Regions from separate parts of the Homo sapiens genome. Here region 1 is linked to region 2. The links are chromatin contacts, found by Hi-C or POLR2A ChIA-PET in ENCODE. All regions are on one chromosome and are shown on one strand. Each heading gives the region's core, a stretch centred on a gene start or an enhancer-like site at or near the end of the contact. The rest is flanking DNA. Distances are from core to core; before and after follow the strand shown. Region 1 has its middle 57 kb from the start of LINC02881. Region 2 has its middle 96 kb from the start of LINC02881.

Region 1 (5,072 bases), core at 2,028-4,527, 41 kb after region 2:
GTTGGGCTGTGGGGACAAGTCTTGGGACCAAGCCGCTCAGCCTTCCTGGCTCCAGCAGGAGAAAAGAGCAGCCTGGAGCTATAGAAATGAGTGCTGCCCTTCCCCCGCCCAGGGAGCTTAGCGTGTTAGGCAGTTGCAAGTCCCAGTGCTGGCTGCTGCCCCTCCCCCAAGGGGCTGAAACGGCTTAAGACAGCAGGCAGCCGCAGCCGGTGCTGGTCGCCCCTCCCCCTGGGAGTTCAGTAGGCTTAAGCAGATTCCAGCTGAGAGGCTATAAGAATCTGCACATTGCGGGGTTGGAACACTAGGCCCCAGTGGCATGGGTTCAAAAGTGGAAACTTCCCATCTGTGGGTTGCACAGTTCCATGGAAAAAGCACAGTTTCCCCTGCTGGGTAGTGCGCTCACTCACCACCTCCCTTGGTGGGGGGAGGGGGTTCCCCTTCTGTGGCTCTCAGGTGGGCGGCACACCACATTGCGTGGGTAACGCCAGACTTCTAGACAATTTTGATGAGAGAACCTGGATACGCTGGTTGCCGGTGAAGGACTCACCCGCTTATTATGGTTTTTTTTTTCATTATTTATTATTATTATTATTATTATTATTATTATTATTATTGAGATGGAGTTTCGCTCTTGTCACTGGACGGGAGCCTCTAAACGCTGCTGCTTCCACTCTGCCATCTTGGCCCCGCCCCTCTCTTCTTCCTGTTAACCTGCATGGAAGGAGGGCAGGCTTTTCCCCTGCAGTGGCTGCTTGTTCTATATGGAAAAACAAAAGAAAACAAAAACGTCTTTGCTGTACCACCGTCAACCCACTGCCAACACCGTGTTGTGTGTGCAAATGAAACTGCTTTTCTCAAGTCAATTTGATGAACATCTCGGTTAAAAATAATGGTTCTACTATCCCTTTTCATGGCCAGAGCCTTTGAGGCATCATTAGGCTGAACAACATGCAAGAACTTATGCAAGCCTGGGCTGTCAGAGTACCAGCAGGGAGCTCCTGGTGTAGTTTGAGAGCCAAGTGGTGAGGGTTTGGCAGCTTGGAGCAAAGCTACCTCTCTTCCGTCTTGAAAACATGGTGAGATGACCAATGGGCCTCCTGTGTTCAGCTGTTTCTCATGATTTCTGTATGCTTACGTATTTGGGAGCTGGAATCTCACTCTTCTGCTATTGAAGCCTGATTTGGCAGCTTACTGCTTGGTAGTCTGAGTGCATTCCCTAACTTCCTTGTCTGTTTTCTCAACATGTAAAACTGGGAAAACACAAGTATCTATCTCATTGTGAAGAGAATTCAAAGGATTTAATGCCTAAAAGTGTTTCTTACAGTTGTGTGTAATTAGTTTCCTTGAACAGATTCTTATCCTGGAGTCTGGTAACAAAGGTATAAATAACGAAGAACAGAATTCATTCAAAACCGTAACTGAGGCTGCAGGAGGCTTAGCTCAGAGTTACTCCCTGTTGAAGCACTGTTCATCCTCAGAGGTGGCAAAACCCTGGAGAAATTCTTTTCTATTGTTATTTTAAATATATTTTTATTTAATTTTTGTTGGTGCACAGTAGGTGTACATATTTATGGGGTACATGAGACGTATTGATATAGGCATGCAATGTGTAATAATGACATCAAGGAGAATGGGGTAGCCATTCCCTCAAGCATTTATCCTTTGTGTAATAAACCATCCAATTATGCCCTTTTAGCTATTTTACTGGGAACTTCTTAATCTTCGGGCAAATACCGAAATTGTTAGCAGAGCCTACAGGTTTCTACATTGAGAAGAAGCCTTGGAGAACGTGTGCAAGTGTTGCAGAGCCAGGAGATGAGCAGCTCATCACACCCAACAGCCCCTACCTGCCCCTGGACGGACTGACTTCCAGGGTCAGGGTACAGCGCTGACCTAGGTCTGGCCTGGTTTTGCTTGGTTTGGGGCCCTGATTTGTCATGTCTGACACCTGCTCTCAAAGAAGAGCCTGGCTATGTCATCGCAGCTCCAGGTATGACCCAGGCTGCTCTTAGATCCATTGCTAATGGAAACTTTATCCAATGCCTTTCCCCCGGTTCTTGTTTTGGTTCCTTAACTGTAACTCACTGTCCACATCCTAGCTGCTAGACAAGGGTTCTGTTTATCTGGCAAGCTCAGGATAGTGGGCTCTGTGAGGGGATAGGGCTGGGGTGATCATCTGTGCGCCATGTGCTGGGTGATTTACGTAGAAATCGGCTATTTCAACCCTTAGCATTCTCTGTATAGCATTATCACCAAATTACAGAAAAGAAAACTGAGCTTTACAGTGGGCAAGTAGGTTAGCTAGTGAGGAGCAGGACTGGGGTTCCAGCCTAGACCTGGGTAAATCTCAAGCCAGTGCTTGTTCCAGGGCACAGCCTTGCAGCGGCACCGAGAGGAAGATTGGCTAGGAGTCTAGACCTCATCCTGGCTTCCTCTCCCTCCTTCTCATCATGTTTCCTGTATTCCTTAGAAAGACTGCTCTGTGAGGTCGGGTGTGGTGGCTCACACCTGTAATCCCAGCACTTTTGGGAGGCCGAGGCAGGTGGATCACTTGAGGCCAGGAGTTCAAAACCAGCCTGGCTAACATGGTGAAACCCTGTCTCCACTAAAAATAAAAAATAAGCTGGGCGTGGTGACGGGCACCTGTAATCCCTGCTACTCAGGAGGCTGAGGCAGGAGAATCTCTTGAACCTGGGAGGTGGAGGTTACACTGAGCAGAGATCATGCACTGCACTCCAGCCTGGGCAACAGAGCGAGACTCTGTCTCAAAAAAAAAGACTACTCTGTGAAGAGTTAACTATTGTGAAGACCTCACCTTCACTTGACAAGACCTGTGGTGCTGCTCAGAGGATTTGTTATAGTGCTGGAGGTTGTGGGTGCCCTCTCCTCAGACCTGATGTTGTTAATAGGTACCCGGATTTAAAGCACACAGTGAATGGGGTCAGGGCTATGTCTTCATCCTAGCCAGCAATATTACAAAATCTTGTTTTGATGCTCATGCTGGCTCAGAAAACTCCACCCACTTCTCAGTAAACTCACTCTAGGGACCTGCTGTCCAATGGTAGTCAATACCATAATCTTTATGGAGAGAAGGTAAATGCAGCCTGGTTGCAGGGCTACTCACCAAGGACTGGGGAGAGAAGGATGGAGTCCCAAAAGAGGTTTGCCTGCTTCTCTCCCAGACCATGGCCCTAGGGAATCTGTTTCAAAAGTGTAGCTCATGCATTGCGGCCCAGATTCCTAACATCTGTCCAGCTGTGTGGTCGCCAGGGCCTCCAGCTGCCAGTCAGATGGGAACTTGAAAGGTGACGTGACCTTCAGATAAACAAAGCAAGAGCTGAGGTAACAGCAAACATCAGGCAAATATTTGCCATAGGAACTGCGTTTGAACTCTCCCCCGTGGTGTAGGTCCAGGTTTGCTAGCACAACCTGACCTCGGCAACCTTGCCCTCTACTTGTTGTTTTGAGATAATTCATTTTAGTGTGTAGGTTTTCCACAGGCTCTGCTTGAGTCAATAAGTGATCTCATGACCCCAGAGCATTCTATTTGGGGCTCCTCTACAGGAAGCCCAACATGGCTCCAGGGCAGGTGGGTAATCTTTTCTTTTCTGGATGGAACACACCTAGATACTTTAGTTATGGTACTCATGTCTTAGGAAGAGTGTAAAAAACTGAAGAAGTAATTAAGAACATCTTGAACCATAAGGTGGCTCAGATGGAATGAAATGGATGAGTTTACCTTGAAAGCAACACATCTCTTAGCCCACTACTTCTTGGTTCATGCACTGTTGCTTTTCTATGGCTGATAGAAAGTAATCTTGATTATCAGAAGATGTGGGTCTATTATTAAGGCTATCATTAAGAAGACAGAGGAGGAAGTGGGAAGAAAAGGAAGAAGGATGAAGAGAGAAGGAGATGGAAAACAGGAAGGAGATGAAGAAGGAGAAGGAGGCATGGGGAGGGGAAAGCAGGGAGAAAGAGGAGGAAGAGAAGAAGAAGGTGGCAGAGAAAAGAAGGAAGAGAAGAGAACTGATATCTACTGAGTGCCCACTGCATGCCAACAATTTTGCATGAATTATCTTATTCAATCATGAAAACAGTCCTTTAATTTAGGCACTAGTAGTTCCCCATTTTTCAGATGAGAACCTCACTCCTAGAGAGGGTTGATAACTTCTCCCAAGTCACACATCCAGGAGTTACAGGGCTGGAACTGCGCCACTCAGGATGGTGTGACCCCACAGCTCCACCTCCATCTGTGCTTGCTCTAGAGGCCTGTATCTACACAGAACACCACTGTTGGGGAAGGGGAGGTTTCATTGGCCAGTGGTGATGCATCAATATTGGACAAATGCCCAGTTATTAACAGAGAGAATACCTTTAACTTCTAGCCTATACTGAAAAAAGGAAGGCTTAGTACCCAGAACTCTCTGCTAATAAGATTTTTATTCATTCAGAATTTTTTTGAGAAAGTAAACTTCCAGGAGAGTCCATAAGGCCTATGACATTAAATTAAATCTTTTGCACGTTCTGAATTATCAGACCCAGACCCAAGGAATGGGAAATTATATTTGGAATCATTTCCCCAAAGCCCCATCAAATAGTGTAGTCATCAGAATAACCTGGGGAGTCTGAATCCTGAATCGGTGTTCTCGTGGATTCTGGTCCTGGTTCTGGCAGTCACTGGGCAGGCAGCCTTGGAGGGGCCCCTTAAATATTCAGTCCCCTCATCTATATGGTGGGTGGTTTAGGCTCCTTGTGTCCTGAAAGATAAGATAAGCACATTTCAATACATACTGAAACTGAAGGGATGGTCACAATCACCACCCTTGAGTCTCCAGCTGGCTTGGGAAGGTGAAGGAAAGAGACAGACAAGGTGCTCCTGGGCCAGTTGAAGGAGGGACCCTCCTGGTGTGGGGATAAGTAAAGGGCAGACGTGCAGAGTCAATGATGTTTTACCTGGAACCCAAGGAATGGGTGAAAGGTGAACAGAAAGCATTCTAGCCAGAGGGAAAGAGCAGGGGTGAGGCCTGGAGGCAGGAGAGAAGCTGCCATGTAATTGATCATTGGACAGG
Region 2 (5,485 bases), core at 229-2,728:
GAGACTGAAGCTGACCACGTCATTCCATCTAAAATCCCTTATGGAACCTATTGTTTGCAGGATGAAGTCTCAGATCCTCCCTTGGAACCTGGATGTGCCTGGGTCCCACCCTGCCTGCCTCTCACCTGGTCTCCTGACCCTCTCCAGCTTTTCCTAAGGTTGCCTAGAGCTGGGGGGCTTCTCCTGAGCCCACCCACAGGGCTGCAGCTCCCCCACATGTTGCTGGAGCTGTTTCCTTTCCTTTACATAATTTCTTATTCTTTTTCTCCACCTGAATAACTACATACTTATCCTTCAGGATGCACGTGTGTGTGTGTGTGCATGTGTGTATACATGTGCTGCATGCTTCCCTAAAAGAGAAGAGAAATGCTTCCAGTGACAATGAAACAGTGGCAGTGGGACAGAGCAGAAAGCTGGGGTCAGCCCCAGGGACTTCTCCACTGCCACCTCCTCTTGTGTAATTTAGGGGTGTATTAGTCTGCTAGGGCTGCCATAACAAGAAGCCACCAGCTGTGTGGCTTAAGCAACAGAAATGTATTTTTTCACCATGCTGGAGGCTGGAAGCCCAAGATCAAGGTGTTGCAAGGTTGGTTTCTCCTAAGGCCTCTCTCCTTGCCTTGCAGATGCTGCCTTCTCCCTGTATCTTCACGTGGTCTGTGTGTGCCTGTGTCCTAATATCCTCTTCTTATAAGGACTCCAGTCATATGGGATTAGGCCCCCGCAACAACTCCATCTTACCTTAATCACCTCTTTAAAGGTCTTCCCTCCAAATGCAGTCTCATTCTGTGAAATGGGGATCAAGATTTCAACACATGGATTTTGTGGGACAAGTTCAGCCCACACTGGGAAGCGGTCCTTTCTCCAACCTGGCCTCAGTTGCTCTTTCCCTCTGTAATAGGACTGTTGGGGGCTCATGACAGTAATCTTGTGGGTCCTCTGCTGCTTTCAATTTTCTGGAAGAAGAGTCAGGCAAGGTGAACCCAGAGCTGAAGCCATTCCATCCTTTTGCTGTTCTGTCAGAAAATGAGCCAGGCGTGTCAGACAGGCTTATCTGTGTGGTGCCTGAGTCCTCACTCTGCTTTCTTTTCCCTCTCTCGCAGAGAGAGATAGAGGAGCGAACCAGAGGAGGTGGGAGGTGAAAATGCCCAGATCCCTATATGGTCCACAAAGCAGGGGACCCAGCATTGAAAGGCTTAGAACAAAGAGAGCGAGTGGAGGGAAGAGGATAAGGGCACTAGTGTGAGTGTCCAGGCCTCCAGATAACAAGAAAAGCCATTTGACCCACAGTGGCTGGGGAAGTTAAGTGGCCTCTCAGGAGGGGCCGGGGGCCTCTCCTTCCTTCCCTCTAGTCTTTAGGGATGGCTCCAGCACATGCCACTGTCAACACAAGAGATAATAACTGCTCACTTCTGGGGTATCCCACTGGGGTGCCCAGGGTTGCAGGGCCCAGCCTGCAGACATCTCTTTTTGTGGGTCTCTGAGTCATCCTCCAGATGTCTGCCCTGGAGAAAATCAGGCATGGAGCCCAGGGGCTGCGGTGTGCACTTTGGAACAGGAAACATCTAACATTGCTTAAAAAAATAAAAGACTCTGCTGTGTTTACTTTTGAAACAACTTGCCAGCCCATCCTGGCAAACTGGAAGGCAGAATAACTTAATGGTTTTGGAGCAGATAGAACTCTGGTGTCCAAGTTCAAGTCCAGCTCTAGAGTCATGCTCCTTACAGTGGCCCAAGGACTGAGTGTGGATTCTGTCACGAACAGTATTTATGTGGTCATAGTCACAAATGCTCTTTAGTGATTTTCCTCTGTAAACACCCAGGTGTGGACAAGGGCATAGAACGCTCCACTATTGTTATCACAAAGGAACGGCTAAGCTGGCACTTTGCAGAGGTGCTCTCCAGTGAGAAGCGTGGCTGACCCTTCCCCAGGCTTGGACAGGCCCCCAACCCATATGCCCCTTCTGTAGGTCTCCACCTGCAGCTGTGGAGGCTTCACACAGAATGCAGTTCACATTTGGGGTTGTCACAGGTACACATTGTGATGGGATTTGCTATGTGCTTGGAGAAAGGAACAGCTTGTACTAATTCTGCAAGGTATCCATGGGCTGTGAGGTGCTGAGTAGACCTCAGGGGCAGTGACACCTGGTTACTCACATGCTTCCCTCTGCACTGGGAGCCCACCGGGCGCCAGCCAAGTCTGAAAAGCTTGTGGTGGGTCCCAGCTTGTACACAAGGCCTGGCACAAGATAGACATCAATGTGATGAAAGAAAGGAACTAGTGGAGATCTGGGGATGAGAAGAGTCCCTGGAGGGAGTGCAGGGAGAGCAGGTGAGCGGGGCTGAAGGCAGAGAGGAGGAGAGGAGAGCTGGCCTGCAGGTCACAAGAGCGTGAGCTGTCACCGGAGCCAGCAGGCATGCAACCTTCAGCAAGGCCTCAGCCTCTGCGCCCTCAGGTTTCCTCATCAGAGCACGAGGGCAGGAACAGCAACTCCAGCAAGGACTCTTGTCAGAGAAGTGATTGAATTGATATTTTGTTTTTTAAGTTATTAAAATGTTTATTTAAATTGATAGCTAATATTATATATATATTTATTGAGTACAACATGATGTTTTGAAGTGTACATACATTGTGGAATGACTAAATCTAGCTAATTAACATGTGCATCACCCCACCTAGATATGATATTTGTGGTAGGAACACTATACATCCACTTATTCCTTTATCTAACTGACATTTTCTATCCTTTGATCAACATCTCCCCAATCCCCCAGTACCACTCCCCAACCCCCTGATAACCATCATTCTACTCTCTGCCTCCATGAGATCAACTTTGTTAGATTCTATATATGAGCTAATACGTCTTTTGTTTTGTTTTGTTTTGTTTTGTTTTGTTTTCCTTTCTTTTCAGACAGGGTCTTGCTCTGTTGCCCAGGCTGAAGTGCAATGGTGCGATATCAGCTCACTGTAGCCTTGACCGCCCAGCAATCCTCCTACCTTAGCCTCCCAAGTGGCTGGTACAACAGGCACATGCCACCATGCCTGGCTAATTTTTCTTTATTATTTGTGTAGAGACAGCATTTTACTACATTGCCCAGGCTGTTCTTGAGGCTCAAGTAATCCTCCCACCTCAGCCTCCCAAAGTGGTGGCATTACAGGCATGAGCCACCACACCTGGCCATGGGCTAGTTTTTCTAAAGTGCTTAGAATAGCACCAGGCACAGAGATGGCAGGATACAAGTGTTTAATAAACTATACAAACGAAAAGAAGAATGTTAACCTTGACAACGTGAAATTAAACATGAGGTGATAGAATTTGGAAGTCGGAAGGCGGAGGGAGAGGGAGGCACCAATGCAGCTTGCTCAGAAGTGCTTTTGAGGAGACCTCGGTGACGGGCTTAGTCTTCTGGGCATTCACAGCCTCCGCAATAGGATACCAATCTTCTGTCCAAGTGCATCGACACTATTGCCTTTTCTTAAGGTGCAAGCTTACTGGACTCTTTTTTCCAAATGCAAGGAAAGCAGAGAACTACGGCCATCCGACTGGAGGATGCCCCTCATCTTGCCAAGCCTTGTGATGTGCACATAGCTGTTGCCTCCCTCTCTCCCTTCCCAGGGTCTTCTTCCTCCTGACTCTTGACATCTATCATGTGACTTCTGGGTCTCCCACATGTAAAATCATGTCAACCCACCCCTGGGCAAAGCAAAAGACAAGGGCCACATTCACGCAGGTTCCAAGTCTGGAACTTTCTAGGCAGGAAGTGGTAGGTAAGAGTTGGAGACAGACACACCAGGAAAATCATGTGGTCTCAGCTCCAACAACTGTGGCCAAGGTGCCTTCCCTTCCTGCCCCTGGGAGGCTGGGACCTTTCAGGACCCTCCAGGATGCAGCAATGGGGCTAGGGGAGGCAGGGTGTCATTGCTGGCCCAGGTGCTGTCTTCTGGGATGTGTGTCTCAACAAAAGTCCTCCTCCATTCTCACCTATGAAGAAAATTTCACTCAAATAAATGTTTTCATCCTGTCACAGAAACTCCCTTAGCCCTCGGACTAGGGAGTTTCTCTGCAGAGAATGGTCTCTCACTCTCATGATTAAGGGGATTTAATCTTCCCAAATGCATTTGTTTATTTTGGTAAGAAAACCTAAGAGAAAGGCATCTTGTCTGTCCATTCCATATGTGGTTCATTCTCAGGGCAGGCCAGGAGCTTGGGCTCTGGAGGAAGGGCCTGGCCTCAGATTGCACTGAGTGCCTGCTGAGGCTTCAAGAGGGTGCCTGGGTTCATGGAAGGTGGCTGAGGTTATCTTCACACAGCCACCACCAGCCAGGGTTCCTGCTTTCCACCTACTAAGACGACCTGTTTTTGTAATATCTAAGTTTGTTCTAACTCTTGCATTGGGCAAAAAAAATGATAGGAAAAGTACAACAAAAATACTCAGAAGCTTGTCAAAGTAAGAGATGAAGACTCAACCCTAGGGCTGGGTTCAGTCTGTTCTTCCCTCTGCTCCTCACTGTCTGAAACCTTGCACAGCTGTGTGTGGGCAGAGTGGGGAGGGCTGGGTCACACAGGCCTAACAGGACCAGAAATTCTCCAACTCATCCTGCCAGAAATGAAAGAGACGGGTAGCCTCCGTATCACAAAATGTAGAATCTGGAAGTTTGAGGGTAGCTGCGTTCTGAATTTGGAAGTGAGTGAGCAGTCTCTGGCCCTGGATCTCTTGGTGAGGAACAGCTGCCGCTGGGGAGGCTGAGGTCATGGGCCTGTTCCCTGCCTCTGTGCTTACTAGTAATGACAATGAACAACATCTGCCCGTGCCCTGCCTCTTCAAGCATGACCTCTAGAGCAGCCTGTGGGCCTTCTTGCTCCGTGGGTATGTAGGTGGGTGGCTCTCAGGGCAGCTGTCCTGGGACTTGTCCACCCCTGCTCCAAAGAAAGTGTCCATCAGTGACCTCCCTTCCCTTCTATTTCACCCCAGTGAGCATACACACAGTCCTCAGTGAGTGATACAGGCATGAGGAGAGTTGGGTGGTGACTTGGCTAGCTTCTAGTGGCACTGTAGACCCAGGAGAGTTGAGGGGGCAAAGCAGTCTCCTTTCTGCCTTCTTGTTTCTCCCAAAGGTACAATGCCAGAGGACAGGAAGGGCAGAGGAAAATCTTAGCAGAGCTGAGTGACTTCTCATATTCAGAAGAGAAATCTACATTCAGTCTTGGGTGAGAAATCCTTATGTCTCTCCATATAGTAGCACTGAGAATACACTCCAGCCACTGGATGGAAATGGGATTCAAACCAGTGACATGAAAATGTCCCCCGAACCCGGGGTCTGATTGCACAATCCTCCAACCATGACAGCCCAGTGCCAAATGAGCTCAGGGACAGGACCCTTTTCCTGAAAACAGTGTGTTTTTTTTGTACTTAGGAAACATAGCCAGTGTCGGGTGGACACAGAGCTGGGTGCTACTGAGGGAGGAGATGGTATTTGGGATGGGCC

What was found. Hi-C counts contacts between places; a loop is a spot of excess contacts on that map. ChIA-PET counts read pairs that join two places held with the same protein, here RNA polymerase II (POLR2A).
Region 1: a loop to region 2 is called in a map of HepG2, with 3 times the contacts of the local background. The contact joins two enhancer-like sites. A Hi-C loop is called at or near these places in 1 of 168 maps with a recorded cell type or tissue (HepG2). POLR2A ChIA-PET finds 5 or more read pairs at or near these places in 1 of 52 experiments (HepG2).

What each region holds. Positions count from the first base shown.
Region 1 is chr10:44,233,619-44,238,690 of GRCh38, forward strand. No RefSeq gene overlaps it. Among named protein-coding and RNA genes, the nearest start is that of LINC02881, 57 kb to the right of the region's middle. RefSeq lists enhancers at 1-484, 485-1,139, 1,140-1,793. Within about 2 kb of position 3,278, at least 2 of the 41 ENCODE cell types and tissues checked have a DNase peak (open chromatin) inside an H3K27ac peak, as active enhancers do.
Region 2 is chr10:44,194,138-44,199,622 of GRCh38, forward strand. No RefSeq gene overlaps it. Among named protein-coding and RNA genes, the nearest start is that of LINC02881, 96 kb to the right of the region's middle. RefSeq lists enhancers at 1-369, 2,050-2,219, 4,589-4,698 and a cis regulatory region at 2,135. Within about 2 kb of position 1,479, at least 4 of the 41 ENCODE cell types and tissues checked have a DNase peak (open chromatin) inside an H3K27ac peak, as active enhancers do.